Linked DNA regions of Mus musculus: all the other regions are linked to region 1. The links are chromatin loops, found by intact Hi-C in ENCODE. Cell type or tissue: heart. All regions are shown on one strand. Links, peaks and the distances in the headings refer to the core of each region. The heading gives the core; the rest is flanking DNA.

Region 1 (7,549 bases), core at 1,580-6,579:
GCTGAACAACCAACCTCTAGACTTTTCTACGTCCGATAGTAACTGTCTTTTTCCTCCAGGAGCACCAGCAACTCCTGTTTCTACTACTAACTCCTGTGACTAGACACTCCCACAAGGTGAGCGAGTCCTTCTGTGGCTGCCTAACTTCATTTGGCACAAGAGCCCAATTCAGCCGGGCGTGGTGGCGCACGCCTTTAATCCCAGCACTTGGGAGGCAGAGGCAGGTGGATTTCTGAGTTCAAGGCCAGCCTGGTCTACAAAGTGAGTTCCAGGACAGCCAAGAGTATACAGAGAAACCCTGTCTCGAAAAACAAAAAACAAAACAAAACAAACAAACAAAAAAAAGCCCAATTCAACCATAGCTCCTGTCAGGGTTTCCATGGTTTGAAGTCTGAACAACACTCCCTGGAATGTACTTCCATTGTTTACCCCCATCTACTGACAAATAGTTGGGTTGCTTCAGTCTCCCGACTGCTGTGAATAGTTGAGCCATAAACATGGATAACGATTATCTCGTAAAGACCTGCTTTTGCCAGGCCTAGTGGCAAAGGTTCATCTCTAGGTGAGTGTGGTTCTCAACCTTCCTAATGCTGCAGCCCTTTAACACATACCTCATGTGACCCCAACCATAAAACTATTTTTTTTGTTACTTCATAATAATTTTGCTGTTATAAATTGTAAATATCTGACCATGCAGGCTATCTAATTCTGGACCCCTGTGAAGGTTGAGAACTGCTGTCTTACAAGTTTATAGGTAGCCTGGTTTACAGAAGTCCCAGGATAGCTAGGGCTGGCTACACTCAAGACCCTGTCTTGAAAGAACAAAGAAAAAAAGAGCTTGCTTTCCATTTTCTTTGTATGTGTAGCCTAGAGAGCTGCTAAATCATCAGTTATTCTGTTGTCCATCTGAAGTACTAATTTTAATGGCATCCAGCCGGGTTTACTGTCCTAGCAGAACATAAGAATTCTAGCTGCAACTCGGGAGGCAGAGGCAAGAGGATTTCTGAGTTCGAGGCCAGCCTGGTCTACAAAGTGAGTTCCAGGACAGCCAGGGCTATACTACAGAAAAACCCTGTCTCAAAAAACCAAAAAAAAAAAAAAAAAAAAAAAATTCTAGCCGCAGTTCCTCCCATCCTTACCAGCACTTGCTGTTTTTTTCTGTTTTCATAGTAAGCTTTCTAATAAGAACAAGGTGGCTTTGGCTTTCTCCCCACTGACTAATGACATTAGCCCTTTTTCTCCAACACTGAAAACATGTCAGGAAGCAAAAAGTTGAGATTTTTTTTGTTTTTGGAAACAGGGTTTCTCTGCATAGCCCTGGCTGTTCCTGGAATTCACTCTGTAGACCAGGCTGGGTTTGAACTCAAAGGATCCACCTGCCTCTTGCCTCCGTAGTGCTGGGATTAAAGGCATGTGCCACCCCTGCTGGACAAGTTAAGAATTCTTAATCATAAGCTAGAGAGATGGCTTAGTGGGTTGAGAACACTGGCTGCTCTTTGAGAGGACTTGGGTTTGACTTCCCAGCACCTATAAAGTGGCTCAAAACCATATACAACTCCAGGGGATCTACTGGCTTCCAGAGGAACACATAGCACACAGGCACATTTGAAGGCAAAACATCCATACACATAAAATACTTTTTTAGCCGGGCGTGGTGGAACACACCTTTAATCCCAGCACTCAGGAGGCAGAGGCAGTCGGATTTCTGAGTTCCAGGCCAGCCAGGGCTACACAGAGAAACCGTTTTGAAAAAACAGAAACAAACACCACCCCCCCCCAATTCAATCAAACAAACAAACAAACAAACACCTTTTTCTCACTATAAGCAACAAACTGTACCTGTTCTGTTTTACTGAATTATCAACTGCAAATACACTTAAAAACAAACAAACTTATTTTATAAGCATGGGTGTTTTGCCTGCATGTGTGTAGGGTGTAGGGGTACAGGATTACCCAGGAGCTAGTTACAGGCAGTTGTGAGCTGCCATGAGAATGCTGCGACTTGAACCCAGGTCTTCTTCTGAAGAGCAGCCAGTCTCCCCATTCCTAAAATTTTAAATCTGGCTGAGGTTTTTGTTTTGTTTTTTAGACAGGATTTTAAAGCCCAGGCTGCCTCTGCCTCCTGAGTGCTAAGAAAAAGGCCATAGGTATGTCCTACCATGCTTGACTGAAGTCTGCTTTTCTTTTTTTTAAAGATTTTAATTATTATTACAAATTAAGTACACTGTAGCTGTCTTCAGACACACCAGATGAGGGCATCAGATGTCATCAAGAATGGTTGTGAGCCACCATATGGCCACCAGAACCTGAACTCAGGACCTTTGGAAGAGCAGTCAGTACTCTTACCCACTGAGCATCTTGCCAGCCCTAAAGTCTGCTTTTCAAAATGACACCTTTTTAAACAAAATACACTATCTGAGTACATTTTCTATAAAAACAATTAAGTTCCAAGTAGCAGCTATCATAATATGATGCACAGTTGGGCAGAATCAGGAAGGCAATGAAATGCAGTCCAAATGCATCACCAACAAGATGCTGGAAACGGAGAAGTCCGCAGGCTATGGATGGCTGTCACACACAAGGCAAGGCACTGCCCTCCTAGGACAGGGTCTTCTATAGCCCAGATTGGCCTCAAAACCTGATACATAGCAGAGGGTGACCTTTCTTGAACTTGACTCTCCAGACATCCCCGCTTGCCTCAATTAAGCAGAACCTGCCAACACACCCAGGTCCTCTACAGAGCAGGCTACATCCCTAGCCCAAGGCAAGGTGCTTTTAATAAATCCTACAAAGAAAGCGACTTTCTACGTGAAATATCAAGAGAAGAGATTTGTTTTTGTGGTGATGAGACCTAAAGAAACTGTATTTACTTCAGATCTCACATTAGGATGCAAAAACCCAGAAGCTAGGCTGTGTCCACCACCATTCCTGGCCCAGCAATACCTCTTACTGCCATTCCTTACTGTACCAAGTCCTGTGGTTTTCTTTCCTTCCTGGGTGAGGGGTAGGAGGTTGGTTTGGTCTTTAGAGCCTCTGCCGCCTGAGCTGGGGTTAAAGGCTTGTGCCACTACGCCTGGATCAGGTCCTATTTTAATACATTTGTCTTGCCTGGCTCGTTATCTCTGAATTACTTAACAGCTATGTTTACTAGCCTGCCTGTTTCTCCCAGCTTTAAGCTCTCTAAAGGCAGTGCCTGTCTGCAGTAAAGTGTGCTCAGTGACCAGCAGACTGTCACGAGTGAACAGTAAATATCAATAAATATCAAGTACAGAGACTTCTCAGCTGGTGAGTGAGGAAAAGGCGTCTTAGCTTCCTTCCTTGAAAAAGATGTTGAAGGTCTGGAGAAATGGCTCAACAGTTAAGAGCACTGACTGCTCTTCCAGAGGTCTGAGTTCAATTCCCAGCAACCACATGGTGGCTCACAACCATCTGTAATGAGATCTGACTCCCTCTTCTGGAGTGTCTGAAGACAGCTACAGTGTACTCATATAAGAAAAACAAAAAAACAAACAAAAAATCCTAACATAAGCCGTGTTCGAAGCCAACCTGGACTATGTATGTATGTATGTATGTATGTATGTGTGTGTGTATGTATATATAAATTTATTTAAGGCCAGTTTGGTAAGCCCTGTCTCAGGCAAAACTAAAAACGCTATAATAAACCGGACCCGGCGACCGCGTCTGGAAGTCCTGCACCATGAACTCTTCGCAACAAATCCCGTCTCAAAAAGAAAAGGCGGCTACCGAGACTCTTTTAAGTTTCTATCATAACTTAGGCGGCCAGCGGCGAGACTCCCGGAAGGAGAGGAACGCCGTGCCCCGCCACAGGGCGGGTTGCCTCGGTTTTCCCAGTCATGGAGGCGGGAGCCCAAGGCCGCGGCGTCTGCAGCCTGCCGGAGGCCGCCGCTCGGCTTTTCTTCCCGCCTCCATGCGGCGCGGGCCGAGCCAAGGAGCGCGGGAGGCCCGGGGCGCCTCTCCCAACGCGCCCCGCGGAGGCGAGGGGAGCCTAACGCCCGGGCGCTCGGGACGCGCGCGACCGGAAGCGCGCGGCCGGCCCCACCCCCACCGCGCCCCTCCCCCACCGCCCGCCGAGCCGCGCGCGACCCCCGGCCGGCGCGTGGCCGCCATTGCGTCCCCGCCGGCGCCGCCTTCCCGCCCGGGCCGCCTCGCGCTCCGCCGCGCCCCACTCACCCGCGGGGCCGCCTGGCCGCTGCCCGGGGCAGGAAGCTCCACTCCCCCGTCCCAGGCGGCGCCGACTTTACTCCTCACTTGCCAGCCGCGCACCGCAGCGAGGTGGCGCGCGTCCCAGGGGTCGGCGGGGTGCGGGAGGAGAGCGTAACTCGAGAGCCAACCGTCGCGGCTACCGTTTCCCGGCCGCGAGGGGCGTCGCAGGCGGCATGATCCGCACAGGCCGGGGGCCGGGGCTGGGGGGGGGGGGGGGGGCGGCCGAGGAGTGCGCGGGAGCGTGGGGAGGGGCGTGGCCTGCGCGCCGGCGTGCTGCGTCACCGCGTGGTCACGTGAGCGCCGCCATCTTGGCGAGCTCGGGAGCGCGCGGGCCGCCACGGGGACGCTGGGGGAGCTCCGGGGATCTTGGGGCAATGGCGCGGGGTCCTGACCTCCCTCTCTCGCGGGCGGGACAGCTGACCCTCGGCTACCTGCTCTGTTTAAGTAACTGTAAAACCTTGCGCTGCCATCTTAGTGCTTCGGAAAGGACTTAGCATGTCCTTGTGGGGAGTTGACCTTCATACAGATGCCTTTATCTCAGCCTTGGCAAGGTTCTGCTAGGGCATCATAGCGGTTTGCTCGCTCGCTTGCTTGTTTTTAGCATGCCCTCTACAAAGTGCATTATCAAATGTTTTGAGAAGTTGTATTTGACACCTTCCCTCCTAATAACTGGGTGAGTGAAGACTTTGGTTTTGAGCCTTCAGAACATACGATGTGATGTAAAACTGAAGCGTTTAGAAGGGCTTATTAGACTCCAGGCACCGTGATTCAGCAAATATTGCCCAATAAAGCTAAGGCCGATGACTACCTTTAAATAGAAGTACTCGGGTTTTGACTGATTAGGCTAGTTACCCAACCTCTCTGGAGTCGCTATCAAATTTATGGAAATTGCCAGGCGTGGTCAGCTGTGCCTCTGACCCCAGCACTTTGGGTTGGCAGGCACAGTGCTATCTCTTATCTTCATAGAAAGTTCCAGGCCCGGCAAGGCTATACAAAGAAAGCCTGTCTTAAAAAACTATGGAAAGTACAACACTAAGTCAGAGTCTCAACATTATGGAAAGTGACCTACAAAGTAAGGTCGGGGGAAAGCTTGCAGATACCAGCCTGGCCTGAACAACAGGCCAGCAGCAGTCATTCCATCACCCATAGTGTTTTTAAAAGGGGTCCTTTTTTTGAGATTATATTATCATTTCTCTCTTTTCCTCCCTCCAAACCTTTATTTTTTCTTTTAAAGATATATATATGTGTGTGTGTGTGTGTGTGTGTGTGTGTGTACACACATATAAATATATATTTGGTTTTTCAAGACAGGGTTTCTCTGTATAGCCCTGGCTGTCCTGGAACTCACTTTGTAGACCAGGCTGGCCTTCAACTCAGAAATCCGCCTGCCTCTGCCTCCCAAGTGCTGGCATTAAAGGCGTGTGCCACCACGCCCGGCCTATATTTATTTTTTATGTAGCTGTCTTCAGACACACCAGAAGAGAGCATCATATCCCATTACAGAGCCATCATGTGGTTGCTGGGAATTGAACTCAGGACCTCTGGAAGAGCAGTCAGTGCTCTTAACCACTGAGCCATCTCTCCAGCTCTTTCCCCCCTCCAAACACTTCTATACATTCATCCTTTCTTTCAAGTGTTTGCTTTTTAAATATATTATTGTAAATTTTGTGTGTCTGTGTGTCTCAGATGGGGAATGGTATGCGCACAGGTTTCTTCAGAATCCAGAAATGAGCGTTGGATCCTCTGGAGTTAGAATTACAAATGGTTGCTGTCAGGTCCCAAAGAAACCCAGGACAAATGGCTAACTGTGGTGTCTGTTAGCATGCCAAAGCACAGGCTGGTAGCCAGGCTCACAATCTGCTCTTCTCTAGCACACACCAACCCCCTACCCTAAACCCAGGCTGAGGGCCTTCAGTTCTCTTCCCCCAGCTTCTGAGTTCCAAAAATCCTGCCAGTTTGGCCATCTCTCTTGGCTCTTTGCCTCTTCCAACTTTCTCTTCCTTTTTCTTGCTCTGCCCCCTGTCAAAGCTCTGGTCAGTCTGTTATTTGTCTCCCTGCCCTGGCCTCTTCCCATGCCTCTGGCTGTACTCTCTCCCACATCTACACTCAAAGCCTTCTCCTCAACCATATGCCTCAGAACGGTCATGTCCTCATTTCATTCAGCTGTGAGCTGTCTGATACATGCCGGAAACCTAACATGAGACCTCTGCAAGAGAAGCGTTCTCATCCTTTAACCTGGAGACATCTCCCAGCCCCTGCTGATCATTTAAAAATAAAGAGAAGGATGAAGAACTATCTGAGAGGATCCCTGGATTGTGTGTGGTGGCACTCACCTGAAGGTCCAGCACTTGGGGGTAAAGGCTAGAGGGTCTGGACATCAGCTCAGCAGGACGGATGAGTCTGGAACTGTAGGATGGGTATCTTCCACTGTTTATTTACCTCCCTTACATCCTGCACACGCTGGCAGTCATTGGAATAGGACTTCTTGACCGAAAGGAGGGGAGTGTGCCATGCTGATTGGCAAGGACTCAGAATCCCTACCTCCCAGAGCTGATTAAAGCGAGGGGCCTGGCATCTCTGGGTATTGGATGTTGCCTGATAATTTTTATTTTTTAAAGACTTATTTTACTTATATGAGTACACTGTAGCTGTCTTCAGACACACCAGAAGAGGGCATCAGATCCCATTACAGATGGTTGTGAGCCACCATGTGATTGCTGGGAATTGAACTCAACGACCTCTGGAAGAGCAGCCAGTGCTCTTAATGACTGAGCTATCTCTCCAGCCCCTAGTCCCAACTTTTAATTGAACTAGAACCAGAGCTCAATGTCAGGTGAGTCCCATTGAATTGTTTCGGCCCAGACTTTGGGGACTTCGGCTAGGAACCTCTGAAGTAACGGGCTTGGAGATAGGCTGGCTGAGGGAACAGTTTGTGTTCCTATTCTTGGGCCAAGGTCAGAGCATGGATGGGGCCATTCTTATCCAGCACTTCCACTCCCTCTAGACCAAAATAGTGGGTTTCCATCTTGGTGAGGAGGTCTCTTCCCAGCAGGGGATATGGGCAACCAGGAATGACCATAAACACGTGAGTTACCCATTGCACTCCCAAGTCCACCTTTCTTCAGGTAGTCAGTGGTAGGGCTTGGTGCTTGTTGCCCCTTGCATCCTTGCACCCATGTTCACCAGACAGTCTGCAGGCTTCCCCTCCACCTTTAGGGTTGCCCAGGGTTCATGGAGGGTGTTAAGCCCCGACACCCTCAGTCATCTTCTAATTCCAGAACCTTTGGACCATCTCTTTGATGTTTTCTTAGGATACTCATCTTGG
Region 2 (6,274 bases), core at 13-5,012, 510 kb after region 1:
AACTCCACCACACGTGGGTGCAGCCAAGCTCCGCCCCTGAGGTGGCCCAGAGGCTGGCACCCAGGGACTAGGAGTCTGGCCTGCAGAAAGGGTAGTAAAGGGGACAGACAGGTGGAGAACAGGACTGAGGCTGAGGCCAGGCCAGCTTTTCCTCTCGAGTTCCCAGCTGACAGTGCTGGCCAGCTTCTTCCCTCGTTTGGCCTCGGCTTAGTTCTCCACCTACGTATTGGTATTGAGTCTGGTCAAGAAACAGTAACACCCCCCCCCCCCCAGCTATCACACCCCCCCCCAGCTATCACACCCCCCCCCCCCAGCTATGCCTTCAGTCTCCAGCACTGAAATAAACTGCAACTGACAGGGCTCGGCATGGTGGTGCATGTCTTTAACCCCAGCGCTTGGGAAGCAGAGGCAAGAGGGTCTCGATGAGTTCGAGGCTAGTCTGTTTCAGAGAGAGAGAGAAAAAAGCACTAGCGTCAGCAACAGCGATGTTTTCAAAGGCAAACGCCTCATCGCTCTCGCTAGCTAGCATGTGCCTCCCCCAGATCCTCAGCTGTTCCACTCCCATGATGTCCCATGATGGTAGCTCCACCACGGGCTCTGGGTGAGAGGATCAAGGGATGTGAGCACCTTCTAGGGAATAATACTACAATACCACATACACAGTAAGGGGCTGCTTTGGTGTATACCCCCACCCCGACCAAGGATTAAAATATCTCGGGAGAAAATGGACATAGTGGTGCACACCTTTAATCCTGGCGTTCAGGAGGCAGAGGTAGGTGAATCTCTGTGTGTTTGAGGCCAGCCTGGTCTACAGAGTGAGTTCCCAGATAGTGGGGGGGGGGGGGTTACATAAAGAAACCCTGTCTTGGAAAACTAAAAATAACAAGGTCATCTTGGTTACTTGCAGGTCAGGGACCCACAGGTTGCCCCTTCACCTCAGATAATCTCCGTTTGAAGGTCTCTAAAGGGAAGGAAGGTCAAAGGCCACTGGTGACACGTGGCCCACCCACACTCCTTCCAGGCTTCAGGAAGGGCAGAAGGTGGTGGCCAGCACATGCTCCTGGATAAGCCTGATCTCCCTTCAATTTCTTCTCTCAGGCTCTGCTTATCCCACAGGGACCCTTAAATTAAACAGCTGGTTACAGTCTCTAGACAGGGCCAGAGAAGCCAGTTACAGCAGCAGCCTCTAAAACTCAAGGGTAGCCATGTCTCCGCAGCTCTGTGGTCTCTGATGCCGGTGTGGGTGTGTAGCTTTGGGGGAGGGGGAGAAAGGCAGGCCCATATCCAGCAGTTTGGGCTCCATGGCACCCACAGACATCTGTTTGACTAAGAGGAGGAACTCGGGTTTCCAAGTCACTCTGGAAAGCGCAGCGCAGGCTTCTCGCCCTCCAGTGCTGCACCTTGACCCACAGGGCAGGCGCCACTGTATGCTCATGTGCAGACCTCCTGGCTTGGCACACCACTAATGGAGTGTTGCCACCCACCCCCCCAGGCTGCCCCTGGCCAGGGACAGTAATCAGCACTAGGTTAGAGGGGAGTGTCACCAATGCCACCAGCGGCGAGGAGAAGTGGGTAGGAGGTCAGGATTGGAAGCATGTCTTTTTCTCAGCTCGGGGATTACACAGAGGCAGCCTATCATGGTCTCGCGGCCAGGCAGTCTCTAATGATGGGGAGAATCACTGAAATCAATCAATAGCTAGTTGTTTTTCTTCTATCAGATTCTGCCTGATGCAGAGCTAGCCTCCCACAGACCTCTCCTTTATCACACTGGCACAGAGATGAAGGCTCCGGTGCCAGGCCGCCAGCTGGGAGCGCTGATTACGAGGGGTGGAAGAGAAAGGATGTTCCTGTCCCTGGCACATATGATAGGAACCCTAAAGAATGGGCATTTATGCCTGAAACGGATCCTTGTTTTTGCTTAAATACTCCCGCCTCTCTTTGCCCCTACATCCTATTAGGCTGTGTGGAGAGACAAAGCACGTGGCCATTCACGAAGGAATAAAGAGAATGCTCGTTAACAGGAAGTTGTCTGTGCCACCAAAGCCTCTCCAAGAGCAGGCTGTGCCGTATCTGCTTGGAATTGATGATTCATCGGCCACTCATTACACGTGCAATTAGCCTGGGTAAAAACAGATGCCAGCTCAGTCACCCGCTCTCTCTAGACCCAGTGATTACACCTTTTTTTTAACCCTCTCAACTCAGAGAAGCCAGGATGTTCTAGATTGGCAGCAGACAGACAACACTACTCAGCAGACCCCCAGCTGCTCAGTGGGTAAAATTTTATTCACTTTTTTGTGAAATAGTGCCTTTGTAATCCTGGCTGGCCTGGAACTCAGAGACCCTCCCGCCTCTGCCTCCCTAGCGTGGAGATTAAAGGCATGTATCAATGTACTGATGAGTAAGATTTTTCAGCTGACTACAGGATGTGGCAGTGGCTCATCCAATGTTCCACACTTTCTTGGGCAGGAGTGCAGTAGGAGGTTGTGAGCCCCCTGGTGGAAGCAGGTAGAACTGCAGGCATTGCCTGCTTTTCCCAAGGAGCATCTCTGATGTCTGAGCAGCCAGCTAGGCAGCCCTATCTACTCAACACAGGACTAAAGCGGCCATCCACACTGGGTTTAAGAACAGACTTCTTAGCTGGGCATGGTGGCGCACGCCTTTAATCCCAGCACTCGGGAGGCAGAGGCAGGCGGATTTCTGAGTTCGAGGCCAGCCTGGTCTACAAAGTGAGTTCCAGGACAGCCAGGGCTACACAGAGAAACCCTGTCTTGAAAAAAAAAAACAAAAAAAGAACAGACTTCTTACACTGGGCGCTGTAATGGCACACATCTGTAATCTCCACTTGGGGAGAAGGAGGCAGTTGCATAGTAAGTTTACGGTCAGCCTTGGTTACATACACAGGAATACAACACAAAGAGAACCCTGCTATCTTGGGGCTGTCCGTGGAACCTGAAAAGCATGAGGTTGATGGGTTTGTATGGGAAACAGAGAAACCTGCTGTCACCGGGGCCTTGGCAACAGCTGGATGGGCATGCACCCTAGGGAGAACAGAGCCCAGTTTCATCAAGCTCAAGGGGCCCACAGATGCCAAAGGACAGCTTGTTCCAGCCAGCAAGTGACCTGGAGATTTCAAGGACGAGGGAGACACCAGCAGTGCCACTGCCTTGTCTGTTCATGATGGAGGTGGGAGGGACTATCCCAAGGGCATTGCTGAGGTCACAAGCCTCTGATACGACCTAGAGTCCCCGGGGAAAAGACTCATTTCCCCAGACCCCCAGAGCCCAGTACAACTGGAGATCACCAGTGTTCAAGAAACATCTCTCAAGTAAGAGAGCCCTGGGCAGCCTAACCCTGATGGCACTACAGTAGTGACTCCCCGGACAGTGGGGACCCACAGCGACCCCTCCAGACTGCAGGGACCCACAGTGACCTCTCTAGACAACAGGCACCCACAGTGACCCCTCCATACAGCAGGGACTCACAGTGACCCTTCCACACAGCAGGGACCCACAGTGGCCTCTCCAGACAGCAGGCACCCACAGTGACCCCTCCAGACAGCAGGGACCTGCTCTTTAGAAGTCTTTTATTAAAACTGGGTGACATCAGTTAAGGAGACAGTACAAAAAAAATTTTGGTCCATGAAAACAAAACAAAACAAAACAAAACACAATCAGTTAATAAGAACAGTTACCACCAGGGACACTGTGGAGTGCTAAGTCTCCTCATCGCGCTTCCAGCCAGAAGCCAGGCTGGGGCTCAGCTGCCCCAGGGCTGTCCAGTGTCACTGTGGGGAGGACCTTCCAAGGGGAGGGGTGGATATAGGACATGGGAGGACAGGGAGAAGACTGCTGTCCCCAGTACAGAACAGGCTGGGAAGGGTGCAGGAGCACTGCTCGCAGGAGCCTGAGGTGGGGGTGGGGAAGCAGGGGCTTTGTCAGTTCTGTGGGTTCAGAGCCCATGCTCAACAGAATCCCCCTGTGCCCAGCTGTCTCCCACCCTGCAGTGTTGTCTGCGAGCCTGGGACATGCTAACTCCGGGTGACAAACCTGGAAGAATCGGAGGCTTCCCTGGAAGATTCAAAGCATCTGTCCCAAGGGGCCTCGATCCCACATCCTGCTGCTCCCTGAGGGGTCTGAAGCTTTGAGGGCAGGGCAGGGGGTGGGGAGTCACAAACCCATTTCAGACCTATTCTCCAGCCCTAGGCGCTTTTACTCCTCAGTGCCCGGGAAGCCACCAGTGGGATTCAACTGGGCAGACATGGGACAGGAAGACAGGGATGGCCTAGGGCTTTACCCGTTTGATTTCAGGCCTGTTTCTCCATTTACAGGAGGGGGCAGGGTGGAGTGAATAAACAAGCCACTCCTCTAACAGCAGGAAGGAACAGTCTCTGCTGGGAATGACAAGGAAAGGCAAGATCCCCAACCCAAAAGCGTGGGTTAGGGCAGGTGTAGGGAAATCCTAAACTGGGCGGCTACGGGAGTGTGTGGGAGGGAGCAACAATTCAACACACACTCCAATACTGACATGGACCCCTAAGGGGTCAGAGGACACTGAGACAGCAGGTTAAGTCCAGAGGGCAGGGGACCAACCCGGGGCTCAGTGAAGCCCAGGCTCCTTTACTGCCAGAGGTAAAGGAGCCTCTGCCCCAACCTGCGGAGGGGAGGGAAGAAGTCAAGCTACCGGGAGGGCCAAGGTCAGCTAGCTTACAGACTGCCCTAGGCCTGAGGCTCAGACAGGGATAGCTCCCAAGGCCTAGGTCTCCTGACAAGGGCAGGATCAGTGTAGCTGGTCTCCCTCAAGACCACCTGACCTCAGGAGGCCCCCACTCTGTGGTTCTCTAACACTATCTAGAGGTCCTATGTAGGATAGGGAGGTAGAGGCACACAGGAGCCTGATGGGGAGGAGCTGAGGCGGGGTGGGGTGAGGGGGGGACACGACGGGACGGGGGACGACTGGGGTACAGGACGGGATAACAGGTGACTGTGAGACAGAAATGTGACACCCTCTTCATTGTGACACTGTCCTGAAGCCAAGTCCCCTGGAATGCCTCAAGCAAGACCAAGACAGGTACACTGAGGCAGGCAGCACAGGGCCCAAGGAATCGGTGCAGCCAGGCTAGGGCCACAGAGGCCCTATGTGTTTCGGATTCCCAGGGCTTGCTCTAACTCTTGCCGCCTCTGCTGCACCTGCAGAGAAAATAGGGATGCAAGCTGGAGATACCAAAGGCTGGCAACCAGCTGACACCACTCGTCCTGCCTTGTGTCACCTCCCTTGGGCGCCCCAGACACAGCACCAACCTTGGAGTAGAAGTATCGGCACACAGCCTCCTGAGCCCAGGGCTGGAAGTAGAACTCAGCACGACGCTCCTCTTCCGGGTTACCCACCACATCAGTCATCGTCTGGGGGTGGGGGGAGCGGGAGGACAGGACAACATGGTTCCCGCTCTCACAGCTGCTCTCAGTTGGACTGTACCCCTTGCCTGCCCCCAGCTCCCCGCCAAAGATGCTCAAGGTCTAATTCCCCAGCACCTGTGAATGTGACCTGATATGGAAATAGGGTCTCTGCAGATAGTCAAGTTAAGGTGAGCTCATTGGGATTGGCCCTAATCCAGTATAACTGGTGTCCTTACGAAGGAGGGAAATGTAGACAAAGAGAGATACACAGACACAATGTGAAGACACACAAAGACAGCAAGCCTGACCTGAGGGACACACAGGGTCACCAGAAGCTAGCAGAGAGCATAGCAGAGACCAACCCTGTCACTTTCACTCTGGATTTCCAGTCTCCACCACTGGGAGACAATCCCCATTGCTCAAGCTACCCAGTTTGGGTCAGGTTTCTTCAAAAGACCCAGCAGGCCAAAATAAACAAATAAATGACATCCCAAGTCACGTGACCCAAGCACCCATTAAGTCACTGCCAGGTGCCCTTTCTGCTGTGCTGGCCACAGCAGTCACAGCACACCAAGCACCTGAGCTGTGACACCCAGGTGCATGTTCCCGTCTAGGCTTATGATGGTCTTCTCCTGGGAAGCATCTCCAACGTTTTACTCACACTAGCTATGTTTTCCTGATGGAATACATCTGCGGGAGAGCAGAGCCCAGATCCTCAGTTCTAGTCCCAACAGCTGGGAGTCCAGAGACAACACTGGGAAGCACTGACTATGTCCTCATGTCCTGCATCTACTCCCTTTATCAACTCTAGCACGGACCCTGAGATGTACTAAAACAAACAAAAAACAAGACCGGTGATCCCTCCCTTGTCCCCCAGCTCT
Region 3 (6,274 bases), core at 13-5,012, 100 kb after region 1:
TTTGGAGAGGCTATATAAAACTACAGATGTATCATCTATTGCTGTTTCTTGTACTGATCAAACAGCATAACAAATCACTCAAAGGAACATGATCTTTCCAAACTGTGTACTTAATGTTTTAAATGTTAAAAAGGACTGCAAATTCTTACTTAAAAGAGGAGACATTCAAATCTAAGTATTTTTAAATATCTTTCTCAAATATGTTTCTGCTTTATGTTTTTTTGATGTAACTAATTTAAAAGGAGAAAAATAATGTAAGTGAAGATAAAACATTGCCACGAAGAAGTGACAGGCAAGCCGGGCAGTGGTGGCACACGCCTTTAATCCCAGCACTCGGGAGGCAGAGGCAGGCAGATTTCTATGTTCAAGGCCAGCCTGGTCTACAGAGTTCCAGGACACCCAGGGCTACACAGAGAAACCCTGTCTCGAAAACAAAAACAAAAACAAAAACAAAAAAAGGTGGCAGGCATAAATCTGGGAAAGACCTGGAAAGAGCACATATCTCCACTCGGAATCAAAATCAGCTACAGGTCATCACAGGAAAAGGAAACATACACAGAGAAAGCCTTCTAATGAAAATGGGGTCAGCGGGTGTACGGGCCAGAGCACAAGTGAATGGGCACCAGAAACAAAGCCCACACAGCTCTCTTCTGAGTAATGGGCATGTCTCTGTCTTCATAGGAATCCAAGCTTCTAAGCCATCCCATTTCCTCTACGTCTAAAACTGTGACAATCGACATACTTTAATTTGTCAGAAATCAACCCAGACGTTCTATTTACAGTTTCAGTAAGTATACCCAGCACATGTCATACAAACATAGATTTATGTCAGAATAAACTCAGTTTGCGTGTGTAGTGCATCTGCTCCAACTTGACAAGACATTGTAAAAGCAGCCATGAAAGTTGGCCCACAACTATCTTTTTAGCATTCAGGAGGCTGAAGCAGGAGGACTGCTGTGAGTTTGAGATCATCCTGGGCTACAAAGACAACAAAAGCATCAGCAAGATGGCTCAGTAGCCACCATACCTCAGAGCCAGAGTCCAATTTCCAAGGCCCACATGGCAGAAGGAGAGAAATGACTTCTGCAAGTTGTCCTGTGATCCACATACTCTGTGGTACAGGTGCTCTTGTGTGCATACATGTGCGTGCAAACACACACACATACACACTAAACAAACAAGTAATTATAAAAAGAAGTTGTAAAATAAAAACCAAGAGTAAATCAGACTTCCAGGAAGAACAGTGAATCTAGCAGAACTTAGTGCAGGCCAGGAGCTCATCTTCCTGAACAATCTGTCACTATAAACTTATCGACTTTGATTTCTAGGTACTGCACTGAGACAGGCTGGCTGCAGAGTGCTGGGATTGCAGGTGTGTACTACTGTGTACAGCTAAAGCTTTTGCTGCACATGAAACCAGCTGTTCATGATAGAACATTAAGGGAATACCAAGGAAGAAAATGAAAGTGATATTGATTCTCTTAAAACTAAAAGCTATGGTCTATCAAACCAAATTATGTTTCTAGATAAAAGGTGACCCTCTGAGCAGAGTTCTCCAACACTGTAAACTTAGCTGTCTCTCCTACAGGAACTAGCAGTGAACATGGACTTGGGGTGAGAAGAAAGAAGTAGTCTCCGGGCAGGTCACAGATGCTGGAGATTTATTACACTCTGCCTGACAGTGCACCATTTAATGGATGAAACTGGAACAACACGACCCGGGCCTTATCAAGGGGAGGACAGAGGAGTCTGAGGGCATGGGAGGGCAGAGCACTATCTACCAGGCGGGCAGGCAAGATGCTGCCAGAGGTGGACCATCCCTATCCAACCACATCTCAGGAGTTACTTGGGGAGCCTCAATACAAGGCCCCATGATTGGGATAAAGTGTTTAATTTTACTGCCATGGCAAGAAAAAACTAAAAGCAACGGTGGAATCACTATATATAGCAACATAATAGATAATCTATAAATTAAAGTGAAAAACTCAGACCCTTAGTCTGAACAAATAACTTTCTCTATAGTAAGGACTAGATGGAACCTGCAGTGACTAGCTATAACAGAATTCTTTACCCTCCCGCTATTTAGTTTATAGACACGGGGGTACTTATAAAACTGATGTAACTTGAAAGGCACTAAGTATAAAGACTGGACTAGAGGCTGCAGCCTTACAAATGCAGTCTCCCCTCCCCGTGTGACTTTAACAGAGGTCACTACAGTGATGTTTTGGCTCTTCAGGCAGCTATGCTATGCGGAGCGGCCACTAGGGGTCAGCGGTTCCTTTAAATGGAGCGGTAGAGTTGTTACATGTCATCCCTTTTCAACAGTCATCATGCACACAATGTGCTCTTCTGAGCGTGGGTGAGTCTTCTATGTGTCTGCTGATTGAACGTAGTGACCCAAGCACAGCCCAGAAAGGAACAGCACAACGTTCCCACCCAGGAACACAGGAGACGCCAATTCAGTTCTTACCCCTGACGCTGCTGCCTGTAACTTCAGAGATATTCACACATGGAGGAGGAGCAGTGCCAAGCAAGGCAGCTCAGAGATGAAGCACTGGACAAAACATTCACTGCAAAGGTGATCAGAGCTGCCATGCTCTCAGCCGTGCAGTGAGGTAATGATCATCAGGGCTCATGGTTTTAACCCTGCATGCTCTTTGTAAACTTCACACATGTGTCTTCCCCCACCCCCACTTACCCATCCTAGCCCCCATCCCTGTGGTATTGCTGAAAAGGAAAAGAGCAAGGCTCTGTGACCCACATGACAGGAATTAAGTTTCAGGAAAGGGAGACACTGAAGGAGGACCTAGCTGGGCACACCTCTTTCCTCCAATGTGATGTTCATAGCAAACCAGTAAAGGGGTGGGAACCTTGATAGGGACAAGGAAGACTGCTGGGAACAGGTAGCTCACTCATAAACAAAACAGACCCGGGAAGAACAGCAGCTCAGCTCACCTGCTAAGCCCAATGGCAACAAGGAGGTAACACTGCAGCTCTTCCCACTCTCTGGCCCCCTCCTTCCCTTCCCACCTGTAAAGAGACAAGATCAAGGCTATACAGAACAGAGTATATGTATATATACTTGGTTGCTATGTAGTCCTCACACTCAGGATCCTCCTGCTTCAGCCTTCCAAGTGAAGGCATTACAGGCTTCCTAATCCATCTCATCTCATCTGTATAGTAACACTGACTGGCGATGCTTTTAACAAAGTAGGAGGTCCCTCACAGATGAGACATCAGAAGAGTGTGTCAACTGTCACCTGAGTCCTTATTCAAGGCCCCTGCTCTCCTCCTCACCAAGGACAGATGAAGCTGCCCAAGTCCTTCTGTGCCTTTGCTGAGGAGCTTAGGCCCTGGGACTTACAGAGAGCCTCAGGTCTCCTCACGTCTCTTCACGTCTCCTCGTGTCCGGAGAAAGAGGCCATGAGTGCTGAGTTCCTAACCTGGGAAGGAAGGGGTCAGCAGCCCTGATCAAGTCCCTACACAGATCCTGACCACAGATTTTTCTGGGCCACAGGACACCAGGAAAATAGCTGTGCCAGAGACTAAGGGAACATTTCAGGAACTTCATTCTGCGACTCCAAGAGTGTCTTGTGAGGCAAGAAGAATGGACTCCACCTTCAGGATACGTCAGAGGGGCAGGAAAAGAAGTGGGCTGAGCAGCAGGGCAGCATTAAGGGCTGCAGAGTGAAACTGGCTCGCAGTCACACCCAAAGGCCTTCAGTTTCGGAAGTGAATACAGGACCACTTGATGCCTGTGGGCTTTTAGACAATTCAGGGGGAAAAAGAAGCCCCGAGAGGAAGGACTGGACTTCCTTCTGATAAGACACATGGAGCAGATACAATGATATGCATCCAGTCATGGCTACTCCCATCCTACCCACACCCACAAAAGCACAGACTGGGGGTGGAAGCTGCAGTCTCTCTATTATACGGAAGCCTTGCCTGCAAAGGAGCCTCTAACTCAGGATGAGATGGACAGCACAACCCACAGCAGGGAGCTCCCACATCTCAGAGGCACACACGGGCCTACTTCATTATACTCCAAACATCACTTCTGGTTTCAGTAGCTGGGTTGTCCAGACCCTCTGAGTTTCTCCAGCACTCATTTAGAAGTCTGGAATCCTGTGGTTTTCAAAGTTTGGCACCCAATCCATGTAACGGCAGTGCTGTGCCCTCAGCGGCAGAGGCAGAGGTCGGTCGGAGCTGCTCTTACTCTCCCTGTGCTCCAACTGGCCTTGGCCCTTTACACCAAGGTTCCTATCAATTTAGTTAAAATAAATAACCGAGATCTTGCTGGAATCCTCACATCTACCACTGACGGTGGGTGGCTGCGATTAAAAAAATGGCATATCAATTTAGAGATTAGGAAACTGATTGAATGTTATGATTACAATTCCATCTTAATGGATGATGGCTCAAGGTGAAGCTCTGTCTGTGATTCCAGGGGACTCCTTCTACAGGGAGACAGGGGATGGAGACTACGGTTTGGAGTGGGATGAGGAGGGGGGTCCTTAGAAGCTTGTGGGCCAACTAGCTTGGTATAAGCAAATAACAACAAAGGGAGAGCCTGCCTGGAGGTGGGAGGTCACACCCAAGGCTGTCCTCTGATCTCCTTATATAGACCCACTCACATACATGTACTTGTGCACATCACAAGCCCCAAAGCAAATCCTGCCTACCAATGTACACAAAGTCATATGTTTTATAAAAAGACAAACTGTGACTCTTCTTTTACATTCTTACAGGAAGCTTGTTAGAGAAAATGATATTTCAGGCTCTTCTATAGTCTGGGGCAGTGGGGGGCTAAACCACAAAGTGTTTCCTTTGTTTCTATTAACACAATCATATAAACACGTGTACAGGCTTAAGGCAGAACCCAATGCTGCAGGCCCACGGTGAAAGGCACATGGCTGAGGGGCTGCAGTGTGCAGTTGCCTATGCAGAAGGCACTGGGGTAAATACCCTCCAACAAAACAATGGCCCCACCCACGACTGATAACACAAAAACAAAAACCTTTGCTCACTAGAACATCTTCCTGGGATATGCTATAGAAGTCACCACACCACCACATCCACCATCAACTGAGGTGGGAGCTGTGGTCATCCGCAGTCTAGGAGGAGAGAGAGAGCTCAGCCTGCTCACGTGGTGGGTGTCAGGCCAGACAGGGTGATCTAGTGAGAAAAGGAAGGAAGGAAGGAAGGTGGGTGAGCCCCATCTTCCCTGGGACACAGAGAAACGGAGCTGAAGCAAGAACAGAAGAAAAGCAGACATAACAGTCTGAAACAACATCAACACAGTAAGACGGGGAAGCTCTTCACCAGCATCATCAAAGCACTGGCTCACTAAAGGAAAGGGTCTGGGACCAGAGGACAGGAGCCACAGCAGCTCTTCAGGGGCATTTTCCAATGCATTAATCTTTACAATGCTGGGCAGGGACTGAACTTCTGGCCGCATAAACAAAGCAAGCACTCAGCCATTAGACCACAGCCCAAGCCTCCCTTTATTTCGAAGCAAGGCTGCCTCAGTTGCTCAGGCTGTTCCTGAACTCACTCTGTAGCCCAGGGAGGCTTCACTTCACTGTCAAACAGCAATGAGGCCCGGCTAGAGGGGAAGGTTGCTCAGCTAGTGAGCACTAAGCTGATGGACATTCACTCTTGTCTTCTGAGGTAAGGACCTCACACTCACCATGCAGACAGTGATCACCTCAGACTCCTGATGCATCTGCCTCTACCTCACAAATGCTGAATTACAGGCATGTGCCAAGACACCCTAGCTCCAAGACATTTAAATAAATACAAATTATCTTTGTGCAAATCTAGAACAATCCTAACAGAAAGGCTGAGTGAGATAAGGCTTGAGAGATGGCTCAGTAGTTAAGAGCACTGGCGGCTAACTCCACTTCTGACTGGAGTTCCATTCCCAACACCCATGTTCAGTCATTTCACTACTGCCTGTGACTCTAGGGAACCTAACACCCTCTTCTTGCTTTTCTGGACATGGACAGATGGACATGGGGACACACACACACCATACATACATACATTCACACACACACACACACACACACACACACACCTACTATTGAGCATAACACAGGATATGTGTTAGGAGATGTGAAATGTGAAAGAAAGAAAGGAAGAAAGAGAGAGAGAGAGAAAGAAAGAAGGAAGGAAGGAAGGAAGGAAGGAAGGAAGGAAGGAGAGAGAGAGAGAGAGAGAGAGAGAGAGAGAGAGAAGGGGAAAGGGGGAAGAGGGAAGAGGGAAGGGAAAG

What was found. A loop is a pair of places that touch in the nucleus more often than their neighbours do. Peaks named below come from ENCODE experiments on the same cell type or tissue, not always from the same donor. Only the 100,000 strongest peaks of a DNase experiment are listed, where the experiment ranks them.
Region 2: a loop joins it to region 1, with 5 times the contacts of the local background. A loop is called at or near these places in 1 of 42 quality-filtered maps.
Region 3: it touches region 1 in a loop (2.1-fold over the local background); 1 of 42 quality-filtered maps calls a loop at or near these places.

Annotation. Positions count from the first base shown.
Region 1 is chr15:100,224,725-100,232,273 of GRCm38, reverse strand. It overlaps Atf1 (activating transcription factor 1), which reads right to left and starts at 4,415. Exons shown (of 7, transcript NM_007497.3): 1 at 4,192-4,415. In heart, for the core only: CTCF peaks have their summits at 3,486 (motif pointing left) and 4,326; DNase peaks (open chromatin) are centred at 4,183, 4,503 and 5,103; H3K4me3 peaks cover 2,985 bases; H3K27ac peaks cover 3,707 bases.
Region 2 is chr15:99,711,284-99,717,557 of GRCm38, reverse strand. It overlaps Smarcd1 (SWI/SNF related, matrix associated, actin dependent regulator of chromatin, subfamily d, member 1), which reads right to left. Exons shown (of 13, transcript NM_031842.2): 12 at 5,298-5,399; 13 at 3,563-5,186. The coding sequence ends at 5,133. Gm16537 (predicted gene 16537) reads left to right here. Exons shown (of 3, transcript NR_155353.1): 3 at 1,719-2,024. Among named protein-coding and RNA genes, the nearest start is that of Gpd1, 3.2 kb to the left of the region's middle. In heart, for the core only: CTCF peaks have their summits at 2,500 (motif pointing left) and 3,692; DNase peaks (open chromatin) are centred at 1,347, 1,937, 2,507 and 3,107; H3K27ac peaks cover 2,851 bases.
Region 3 is chr15:100,122,936-100,129,209 of GRCm38, reverse strand. The region is part of intron 2 of Dip2b (disco interacting protein 2 homolog B); the gene reads right to left. Among named protein-coding and RNA genes, the nearest start is that of Dip2b, 87 kb to the right of the region's middle. In heart, for the core only: a CTCF peak has its summit at 2,258 (motif pointing right); DNase peaks (open chromatin) are centred at 2,289 and 3,729; H3K27ac peaks cover 900 bases.